Regions from separate parts of the Homo sapiens genome. Here region 1 is linked to region 2. A link is a loop called in an ENCODE intact Hi-C map of the cell type or tissue named here. Cell type or tissue: GM12878. All regions are shown on one strand. Links, peaks and the distances in the headings refer to the core of each region. The heading gives the core; the rest is flanking DNA.

What was found. A loop is a pair of places that touch in the nucleus more often than their neighbours do. Peaks named below come from ENCODE experiments on the same cell type or tissue, not always from the same donor. Only the 100,000 strongest peaks of a DNase experiment are listed, where the experiment ranks them.
Region 1: a loop joins it to region 2, with 7 times the contacts of the local background. A loop is called at or near these places in 4 of 110 quality-filtered maps.

What each region holds. Positions count from the first base shown.
Region 1 is chrX:11,737,336-11,742,748 of GRCh38, forward strand. No RefSeq gene overlaps it. Among named protein-coding and RNA genes, the nearest start is that of MSL3-DT, 18 kb to the right of the region's middle. In GM12878, for the core only: no CTCF peak of the experiment used is centred there; a DNase peak (open chromatin) is centred at 2,626; H3K27ac peaks cover 2,596 bases.
Region 2 is chrX:11,790,775-11,796,187 of GRCh38, forward strand. No RefSeq gene overlaps it. Among named protein-coding and RNA genes, the nearest start is that of MSL3, 35 kb to the left of the region's middle. In GM12878, for the core only: no CTCF peak of the experiment used is centred there; a DNase peak (open chromatin) is centred at 2,287; H3K4me3 peaks cover 618 bases; H3K27ac peaks cover 2,453 bases.

The DNA of each region.
Region 1 (5,413 bases), core at 684-4,683, 53 kb before region 2:
GTTGTAAGGTAATAGATGTGGGCTTGTCTGTAAGTAGATTGTGTCTATTTGTTTACTTTATAAAACTTTATAGAAATATATTCCACTGAGATGGGCTTGGATATTGTATTGGGCTGACTCATGATGCCAGCAGTTATAATGAGACCAGTAAATTTATTAAATTCCTGAGGCTAGACTGTTGCTGCCTTCTCTATGTTATACCATGTATTAGTTTCTTATTTGCTATAGCAAACTACCAAAAGTTTAGTGGCTTAAAATAATACACGTTTATTCTCTTGCAGTTCTGGAGCTCAAAAGTCTAATATGAGTTTTAATGGGATAAAATCAAGGCAGTTTTTTGCTCTGGTTCCTTCTTCCATCTTCAAAGTGCATCACTCCAATTTCTGCTGCTGTCATTCCATCTCCTTTGTTTATTGACTTTCTTGCCTCACTCTTATAAGGGTCCTTGTGATTACATTGGACTCATCCACTTTGGTATGCCCAAGTAGGGAGGTCAAGAGAAGGCTCTGACTGGACACTTGGGAGTAATAAAGATACGGAAAACAACTGAAGCCATATTGGATGATGGGACACTACATAGAGCAATGGTTCTTAATCTTTGAGGAAAACTGAATGAACCCTAATGATCTTTGCTTCAGAAAAATGCAAATTCAGACACAATTTCACATGCAATTTTAGCGGCTTAAGTATTCTCTAGGCATTCATGAATGCGAGGTTAAGAACTCTTGATGTATAGTTATCTAGGATAACTATTCAGTTGGATCCTTACCTCATAGCTCTCACCAAAATACATTCCAATGGCTCAAGGATTGGATCATTATCAAAGAAAACATGGAAGAGTTTAAAAAATCTTGTGTGTGATAGAGGCGTTTCTAAGCATAAGACAAAAATCTCTAACACATGAAAGGAAATATTAAAAAATTCAACCACACAGGAATGTGTGTGTGTCTGTGTGTGTTTGTATTCTGCATGGAAATAAAATCATAAACAAAATTAGAAGGGAAATAACAAAATGAGAAACACTTTGCAACTCATACCAAAGCCGAAGGGCTTTCTTAACAGTAAAACATTCTTAAATTGATAAGAAAAAGACCAACAGACTAACTGAATAAATGCGAAGAGCAAGTTCACAGAAATTGATACAAAAACTTTTTTGAATCTTGAAAAGATGCTCAATTTCATAAAATGCCAGTTTCTTTTTTTTTTTTCTTTTCTTTTTTTCCTTTTTGAGACAGGGTCTTGCTGTGTCACCCAGGCTGAAGTGCAGTGGCACCATTATGACTCACTGCAACCTCTGCCTCCGGGATTCAAGATTCTCATGCCTCAGCCACCCCAGCAGCTGGGATTACAGGTGCACACCACCATGCAAAGCTTTTTTTTTTTTTTTTTTTTTTTTTTTTGTATTTTTAGTAGAGACAGGATTTCGCCATGTTGGCCAGACTGGTATTGAACTCCTTGCCTCATGTGGTCCATCCATCTCTGCCTCCCAAAATGCTGGGATTACAGGCGTGAGCCACCATGCCTGGCCAAGAGAAATGCCATTTTCAAATATTAATTTGAAAAATATGAAGACAACTGAGCACAGTCTTAGTGATAGTAGAGGAAAAATTCCATACATATGCTGCTACTGGGAATGCAGTATGTACCACCTCTAGCCCAGTGTTCATCAAACTGAAATGTGCACACAGATTACCTGGGAATCTTGTTAAAATGCAAATTCTGGTTCAGCTGGTCGGGGGAGGGGCCTGAGATTTTGCATTTGTTTTTGAGATAGAGTCTCACTGTGTTGTCCAGTTTGGAGTGCAGTAGCATGATCACAGTTCACTGCAGCCTTGACCTCCTGAGCTCAAGTGATCCTCCCACCTCATCCTCCCTCGTAGCTGGAACCACAGGTGCATGCCACCACACCTGGTTTATATTTCTTGTAGAGATGGGTTTTTGCCATGTTGCCCAAGGTGTTCTCGAACTCCTGGGCTCAAACGATCTGCCCACCTCCCCTTGCCAAAGTGCTGGGATTACAAGCATAAGTCACCACACCTGGCCCGAGATTTTGCATTTCTAACAAACTCCCAGGTGAGGCCAGTACTGCTGGTCCACAGAACAGACCACACTCTGTGTTATAAGCTCTAGTAATTTGTAAATATTTAATAAATTTTTAAATAAAAGTCTCTCTTCAACCATCAATACCATTTCTATGAATTTTTCCTACTTTTATTCTCACATATGTGGGAAATGGTGTGTGTTCTAAGATATTTCTCATGAAATTGGGTGTAAAAACAAAAGATAGCAAGCTACGCCAATATCTGTCATCATAAGTGTGCTAGCACTTTCTTCTCCCTTCTTTGTTCCTACTCTATATCTACAATGGTTTCAATATTTTAGAAGACTAAAAACTACATTTATCAGACTGATGCAGCTAGGATTTGTGACATGATTTAGATTTCATCGATGAGCTGCATTTTCATGAAATGTAGTGATGAGACATTTTCCTGATGCTTTGGAGTCTGAAAAGGAAAATGAGGCAGAGATGAGCATTTGCAGCAGCTGGACTCCACATTCCAACATGTACTCACTAGCTTCATGAGCATGAGATTCAGCTGTGGGAGTGTCGTGACAGCATCAGTCACAGTTCTCTGACTTTGTAATCACAGCAGTTATGGTATGACTTTTGTCTTTTCAAAAATATACCAGAAAGCATGAGAATGATGTGACTTTTAAATCATTAGCCCATGGGCAATCCCCTAAATTGCTCCCAATGAGTTTCCAAGCACCTAATTTTCTGTGTTAAAACTCTTTCTACTTAAAATGCCTAGAGTGTTTACTGCACATAATCCTAAATAAAACAGTATTTGGCACCAAGATGGAAAACTAAAATTAGTTATCTAACCTGTTTGTGTTTGATGACAGTGATAACAACACCATACTAGTTTGTATTGTCCTACCATATAAATAACCCTATCCAGCTGAAATACTATTCAAGGGCAAAGGAAAAACAGAATGCTAAATGAAGAAAGAAATTTCACCAAGAAAAACCTCATGAGTAGTTGTGAAATCAAGGAATATAGTAGCTACATACATTGTTTCCTTGCCATTTTGTGTATATACCTTTATATAGTAACCAAATTTCATTTCTCCATTTTCTCCTTCACCTTTATTTTACATAAAGGTGTTACAAGTATAATTTAGTTTATACTAAATTAGTATAGTGTTTAGTTATAGTTTAGTCATTGTGTTACAAGACATAAAATTTCAATTGTGACTAATTTTAAAAAGTAATTAAAATCACTCAGAGTTTGATTCTGCAACTAATAGAATAGGTTCCCCTTTATGGAGAGAGGATGAATATATTTTCACTGTAGAAGGTAATATATAATATAAGGTGTGACCATATTGTTGCAATTTAAAGATAGGTGGAAGGATAGATATTTATGGTGAATAATCCAAATGGCTAGACAGTGTTGTTCAATCAGGCTTTGATATCCTTTTCCACTCTTCTTTCTGTTTTATTTAGGTTCTGCCATGAGTTTATCTTATACAACAAGAAAGTGACTCCAAGTTGAAAAGCATCCAGACTAAAAGTAAGACAAAGGCCATCTCTGTGATATTATGCAGGCTGCATACAAAGTCAGACAGGTATGAATGTATGTGGCTGTTGGTTTCCATCTTCCAGGGTCTACTCACCAGCCATTTGGTGGTGAGACAACGCCATTTGTGGCCATGGTGATAGCAACTTCTGAATCTCTGGATGACAGCTATGGTTGTATAACTTTGAAACCAGTAATTCGGGGGCAACCCCATTATTTCCACTTTTTCTTCCCTTTCGATTACTTCATCTCACCTAATTCCTTTCATTTACATACCAGAAAGCAAGTGAATTTCTACTTCCTGCATTAAACTCTAAGAGGGCTGGTTAAATAAATTATAATACATCCATATGTAGACACACTCTACATCTACATGCACACAAAAGATGTAGCTCTATATATACATATATGCAACAATCTACGTGATACATTATTAAACAGTAAAAGCAAGACTCAGTATGTATGTAGTATTATACAGTATCTTGTGTGTGTCTATGTGTGTGTATACATAAAATATCTCTGCAAGGATACACAAGAAATCCATAACAGAGATTCCCTTAAAAAGAGAAATGGGGTGTCTGAGGGTCAACAGAATACAAAGGAGACTCTTCACTTGACACCCTTTGTATCTTTGGAAGTTTTATCAACTGAGCATATTATACCAACAAAAAATGTTTATGAAACAAATTAAAAAGAACTTCTGATCTAGGGTGAGAGAAAAGAAGGCCTAGAAGAAAGCCCTAACTATTATCAGCATATAAAGGAAGGGCATGTACAAAGGAAACAGAGAGTGGCTCAAGAGCTTGTAGTAACAATGGGAAAGATAGGGAAACAGAGACAAAGGTAGTGGAGTGTTTCCAGAAGGGCGAGAGTTAGCGCCTGAGTAAATGCTGCCAGAGGGCCAAGAAAAGCAAGATAGAAAACCCAATTGTTACTTGGGTTAGCACCAAGGTCTTGGTGAAAGGAGTTTTAATGGAATGCATGCTTCACTCCTCTGAAGAATATGAGGAGGTTATTGGGTTGAAAGAGGAGAGACAGCATCCCTTTTTTAAAAAAGGTTATACTGCTTGCTCAAAGGTGCAGTTAGTTCAGATGGCCTTAAAGATTCAAATCAGTTTAGAGACCCCTATATTCTAGTGGGTTATCCTAATAAGCTGTTGTGATTTTTTTTAAAGCCCCTCTATTGCTTACTGCGTGAAATAAAGTCACTAGGTGAAATTTAGAACACATCTACTAACATAACTTTCTGGGAAATAGTTTCATTATCCAGCAGGATCTGGGCTTTTGTCTCCAAATTATAAAAATAGTATGAAAGGAATAGGATGTAAAGTCCTTAAAAGACTGGTGAGTACTAGTAGTTTGGAGGGTGACATGCACGGCTGTCTTTAGTTTTCATATGGAAAATGAGAGTCAAAGCAGTGACATGCTCTCAAGGCTGTAGGAAGGGTCATTAGGAGGACAAAGCCATGCCATGGGTTTTAGATTTATTTTATTTTAATTCTTATCCCTAAATCCATGAGAAATCCCACTATATTCATGTATCTTCTAGAATAATTTATTAAATAATTCAGTAACTTATTAGCCACACTTTTTGCCCCCTAGAACTTAAAATCTAGTATAAACAACATTGATATGATATAAACTGAATGTAAACAGCATATAATTTAAATTAGTATACAAGTTGAAGATACATGTATTTTATTCTAAAAGCTTTATCATCCTCACTTATGAAAGAACATGAAAAACAGAATATACAATTTTGCTGCTTTCATGCTCTTTTGGGGATGTCTTTTGGTCTCACGTCTGTAAGAGACCTATTTGCAAAATAA
Region 2 (5,413 bases), core at 431-4,430:
GCTTGCTTTTTAGTAAGACAAATAGATTGAGAAAAGAAATGCTTTCTTAAAAAATGAGATTCTGAAAACCCTGACCACTTAGCTCGTGGATTAAAAAAAATCTTTTTCTCAGCATTTAGATGAGATTTTGTATCTTATTGCTGTTGCCAGATAACTTTGCTTTTTCTTTGAGTCTCCATGTCTTACATGCAGTTTATGAGAGACATTTTTCATCCAATCTGCTCACACTGCCATCTGAACAGAATGATGTTTCTTGCTTTTAAGATATAAAAGAAGACGATAGAGTTGTCTTGTTTTAGAACTATTTTAAAATATCCTAAAGAAAGTTTGAAATACTAAATGGAACATCAAAACTTTGAGTTCATTTATTGCTGCATAATGACAGTTTGGTGGTTTAAAATGATGATTTATTCTCCCCACCCTGTTGGTTGCCTAGGCTGAGCTAGGCAGTTCTTCTCCTCCACACTGTTGGTTGTGGCCACTCCTGGGGTTGCATTCAGCTGGGAGCTTATCTGCAGCCAGGATCTCCAAGATGGCTTCACTCAAAGACTGGTACCACAGCTGGTGTATCTGGGACTGGCTGAGCCTCTCTTTCCAGCAGAGGAGACAAACTCTCCACATGGTGATTCAGGGCTCCAAGAGGGAAAGCAGAAGCTGACAGGCCTCTTCTACCATATTGTGCTGCCAAAGCAAGTCACAAGACCACCTTATATTCAAGGGAAGGGAAAATAAACTCCAGGTCTTGATGGCAAAGGCAGACTACTTGGCAGCCATATTTGCAGGGAATATACCAAAACTTAATATAAATTCCTTTAATTTTCTCCAGGAAAATCAGATATTGAAATTTTACATATGTTATTTATTGTGCCATAGTGATAGTGAGGGTAAATAATGAAATGTCTAGTGTATTAGTCAGCAGATATTTTCTGTCAAGGGCCAGGTAGTAAATATTTTAGGCTTTGTGGGCCATAAAGTCTCTGTTGCAACCACTCAACCTCTGCCATTGTAGTGTAATAGCAGCCAGAGGTAATACATAAATGAATGGGCGTGGCTATGTTCTAATATAACTTTATTTACAAAAACAAACAAAAAAACAACAGAAAAACAGGTGGCAGGCAGGATTTGTCCTGTGGATTTTATTTTTCTGACCTCTGGTCTAAATAAATAGTGTTTTTCCTGCATTCTAAATAGATTTAAAATGAATTATGAGGCCAGGAGCAGTGGCTGATACCTGTAATCCCAACACTTTGGGAGGCCAAGGTAGGTGGATCGCCTGGGCAACATGGAGAGACCCTGTCTCTACAAAAAAAAATCCAAAAATTAGCCAGTTATGGTGATGCACGCCTGTGGTCCCAGCTGCTTGGAAGGCTGAGGTGGGAGGATTGCTTGAGCCTGGGAGGCAGAGGTTGCAGTGAGCTGAGATTGTGCCACTGTACTCCAGCCTGGGTGACAGAGTGAGACCCTGTCTCAAAAAATAAAAATAAAAAATAAAGTAAAATGAATTATGTAGGAATGAAATCTCTGATTCTAATAATACCCACATAAAGTATCTGAAACTAACTGAAGTTAATACAAAAATGATCACATAGTGAGCTTGTATTTGTTATTTTCGTATCATCTGCATCATCCCCTACTAATAGCATCAAGCACCATGTATTGAATCTGTTTATTACTTGAGGGTACACATGGAGGCACAACATTTTTCCTTACTTAATTACCATTGCTTTTTAGATTCCATAAAATCATTTAATGTCCTGGGAAAAAGGATATTTGATAACGTGAAATGCTATTTGGTAAGCAAAAGACAAACAGTGGGATAGTTGCTATTTGCAGAACACATTTACTAGCTTTATGTTCCCATGACACCAAATATTTGAGTTCTTGGGTTCTGAATAATGAATCAAAAGGAAAGTTATGACTTCAAAACCCTCTTGACCACTTTTTAGTAGTTAGTACTTTTTTTAACTTCTGCACTTTTCAGCAAACTCTTAACATCTCTTATTTCATTGGTGATACTTTGGTGCTTTATGAGGTCACATTTTATTTTTTCCTTGCAAATGAGACACCAGCATAGAAATACTTCTCATCTTGCTGCCCTCTGGGCTTTGTTTTTCTCTAATGTTGAATGACAGATACTAACAGTCTGTAAGAGCTAGTGTGAAAATGCTGCCTTTTGTGGTTGTGTCGTCATATTTTCCAGCCTGCCACCCGGGCCAGGCTGTCACCACGCACCTGCAGAGTGAAGGAGTTTCAGGCACGGTTCCAGGCCTCTGCTTCCTGAGATGGTGCAGCAGAGGTTTGGAGGGAGGTGCGTGGCCCAGTGTGCTCCCCGGGGGAAATTGTGAGAAAAACCCACGTCTCTCTGGAGAGTTGCTTTTACAAAGTACCTATTTGGTAAGTGTGAAGGGACTTGATTAACTTCTCTTGTGTATCCTTGTCCATATAGCTCATGTGTTAAAATAGCTCTGGGCATTCAGTGTTCATTGCTTCACACAGACAACATGTGAACTGCTTTAGACTGAAAATTTATACATCACTAGAATAGCAGTTGTTGCCTGAGCTCCTCCTACTCCTGCCATAGAAGTTATCTCAGCTCCTCTGCCTGACATGAGTCTGTTGAGGCTCAGAAAGCAATACCCCAAGACTCATGCTTTGACATGCAGAGAGGCGTCAGAATCAAGGTCCCTCTTACCTTGTCTTGTCTCCCCCTGCCTCCCTCTTGTCCCCCAAGCTCTGGGAGGGACTGTCTCTGGAATTTCCTTATCTCACTAAGAAAGCATCTTTCCAAAAGAAATGTAATTGTCTTAAACCGCCTCCCTAGGGATCTCATCAAATATCTAGGAAAGATCAACCATCTATGAAGATAAAAAACTGGGAGTTAGCACCAGACCCAGACAGACTTTTCATCTATTCTTCTGAGGGCAGCTCAGAAAGATGACCTGGAAGACTCCATCTGCATAATAAGACAACCTTTCTTCCTGTGCACCTCCACCTCTCACCTTTCTTAGTGTCTGTTTCTCACCTCCACCGTCCATTTATTCTCCCTAATGGTTTACTGCCCCCGAAAATAATTGTCTAAATTCCCCGATGATATGTAATCATGTTTCTTGATCCCAAATGTCTCAAAATGGTGTCACTTATGACAAATGGCTCAGCCTACAGTGAAATTGCTGACCCCTCAGAGTGATAAGCATATGTATAGAAGATGTCACCTGCTGTGGCCAGGCACTGCTGAGACCTGACAAGCGAGTGAAGCCAAAAGGTGGCTGAGATCATGGCCATGGAGGGCCATAAAAACCACAAAGAAACTGACCACGGTCAAGATGCCAGCAGAAGCTCTGCACGTGGCAACTCTGAGGCCTCTGTTCCATCGGCAGGGGCTGTAGGAAGGTCTGCTGGGAGAAGAGCAGTGACAGTGACACCCGCTCCAACCCCGACCTAGGAAAAAATAACAGGACCTGCTGGATTGTCAGTCAGCATGCTGGCCTCCTAAGATAATCAAGCTGTGACCCTCCTCTCTCTCTTACTAGTGCCCTTGTGTGTTGAATATATTTGCATGATTGTAGGCATGTGAAAGCCTCACAATAAACCATGGATTCATCAGCATTTAATTGGCCACCTACTCAGTGTGAAGCCTCCTGGCCTCAGTTAGCACAACGAGGCTGATTTGAACCTGATAGGAGAGCCATCTCTCCGTCCCCTATGAAAAAGAGCATATGGGCTTCTGCGCTGCTGTCGGTCAGAGGGTAATCATTCTCCTGTGGTTCCCCCATGCTATGCGCGTTACAGTAAACTATTGCATGCCTTTTCCTTTATTAATTTGCCTTTTGTCAGCTGATTTTCAGTGAACCTTTAGAGGGCGAAGGGGAAGTTTTCTCTGTACCCCTATAAGTCTCTCCAGGAAATGGCTCAAAAATAAAATAAAAAGGAATAGAATCTATTCCTAACCCTTCTAAATGGATGTTTCCTTTGTATTAACCTTTCATTTTGTGATGTGTTCCTCCACTCCTGAGCACTCAGCCTGAGCACTGGCTCCTCCCCTCTGACTTGATAGGACCAGGCTTCTAGAACCCAGCCTGGAGCCTACATATCTGAGAGGGGCAATTTTTCTTTTATGCTTCTCTTAAGGAAAATCAATCCAAAGCGATGCACACAGACCTTATTCTGTTTCATCGACCAGCTAGCTGATTGGCACTGTTTTGTACATATGAAGTTACCAGGCACTGGGTTTGTTTCTCTAAGTTTCCTTTCAGAATTGTCTCCTTTGGTTCTTGTCCTAGTTCCTTTTCCACCATCTGTTGAAATATCTTCTTTACAGATACCGAAATTGAGACACTAAATATGCTTGTCTGGCTGATGGCTAATGTTGGTGATTCAGGTTTGAGAGGGCAGGCAAGGATCAACTGTGAAACAGAACACCCCTTTTCCTATATTTTCTAAAAGGCATAGAGTAGTTTGAAAATGCCAGTAATAGTTTGTTGAAGACTTAGAAATGGCGATTATTTTATTTCTGTTTCCTAGATTACTGTGTAGGTTACCAGCTAGTAAGGATCCAGGCCTTGGCAGGTGGAAAATGAACTGTTTAGGAGGTGCCGTTCACTTCTCAACCTACTTGCCTTTGTAGAAGCATCGATATGCTTTCCATGGACACTTCACAGTATGTATTTTTGAAAAATTCTTCTAAGAGACTGTTCATACTTTTATTTTTTATTTTTATTTATTATTTTTGAGACAGAGTCTCTGTCACCCAAGCTGGAGTGCAGTGGCGCCATCTCGGCTCACTGCAACCTCCGCTGCCCGGGTTCAAGCAATTCTCTGCCTCGGCCTCCTGAGTAGCTGGGATTCCAGGCACCTGCCACCATGCCCGGCTAATTTTTGTATTTTTAGTAGAGACGGGGTTTCACCATCTGGCCAGGCTGGTCTTGAACTCCTGACCTTGTGATCCACCCACCTTGGCCTCCCAAAGTGCTGGAATTACAGGTGTGAGTGACCACGCCCAGCAACTTGAAATGAATTATTTTATCTTTAAGGTCTCATTGTAAGTGATTGTCTTAAGGATACTGTTTTCCTGAGGATACTTTTCTGTTTCCCAGATTTTCTACACCTAAGTAAACCAAATCTACCACCTATTCCTGTGATGTACTGCAAAATTGGCTTGCTATCAGTATATGCAGACAGAATGATTTTGCGAACAACATTTTCAGTGAGTTGTGTACTTTGATCAAGTCAAGCAAACAGCATCTGAGCATATTGTAGTCAACTTAAAATATGAAATTATTTAAGACAGCATTATACAAATAATACCTGGAAATTAGTGGCAATCACACTCTTTTTGCTGGGGACTTGCTAGAATCACGGCTTGGCCTTCAGTCAGCTTGAGTACGTGTTTTCAGATCCTGTTGTTCCTAATGGG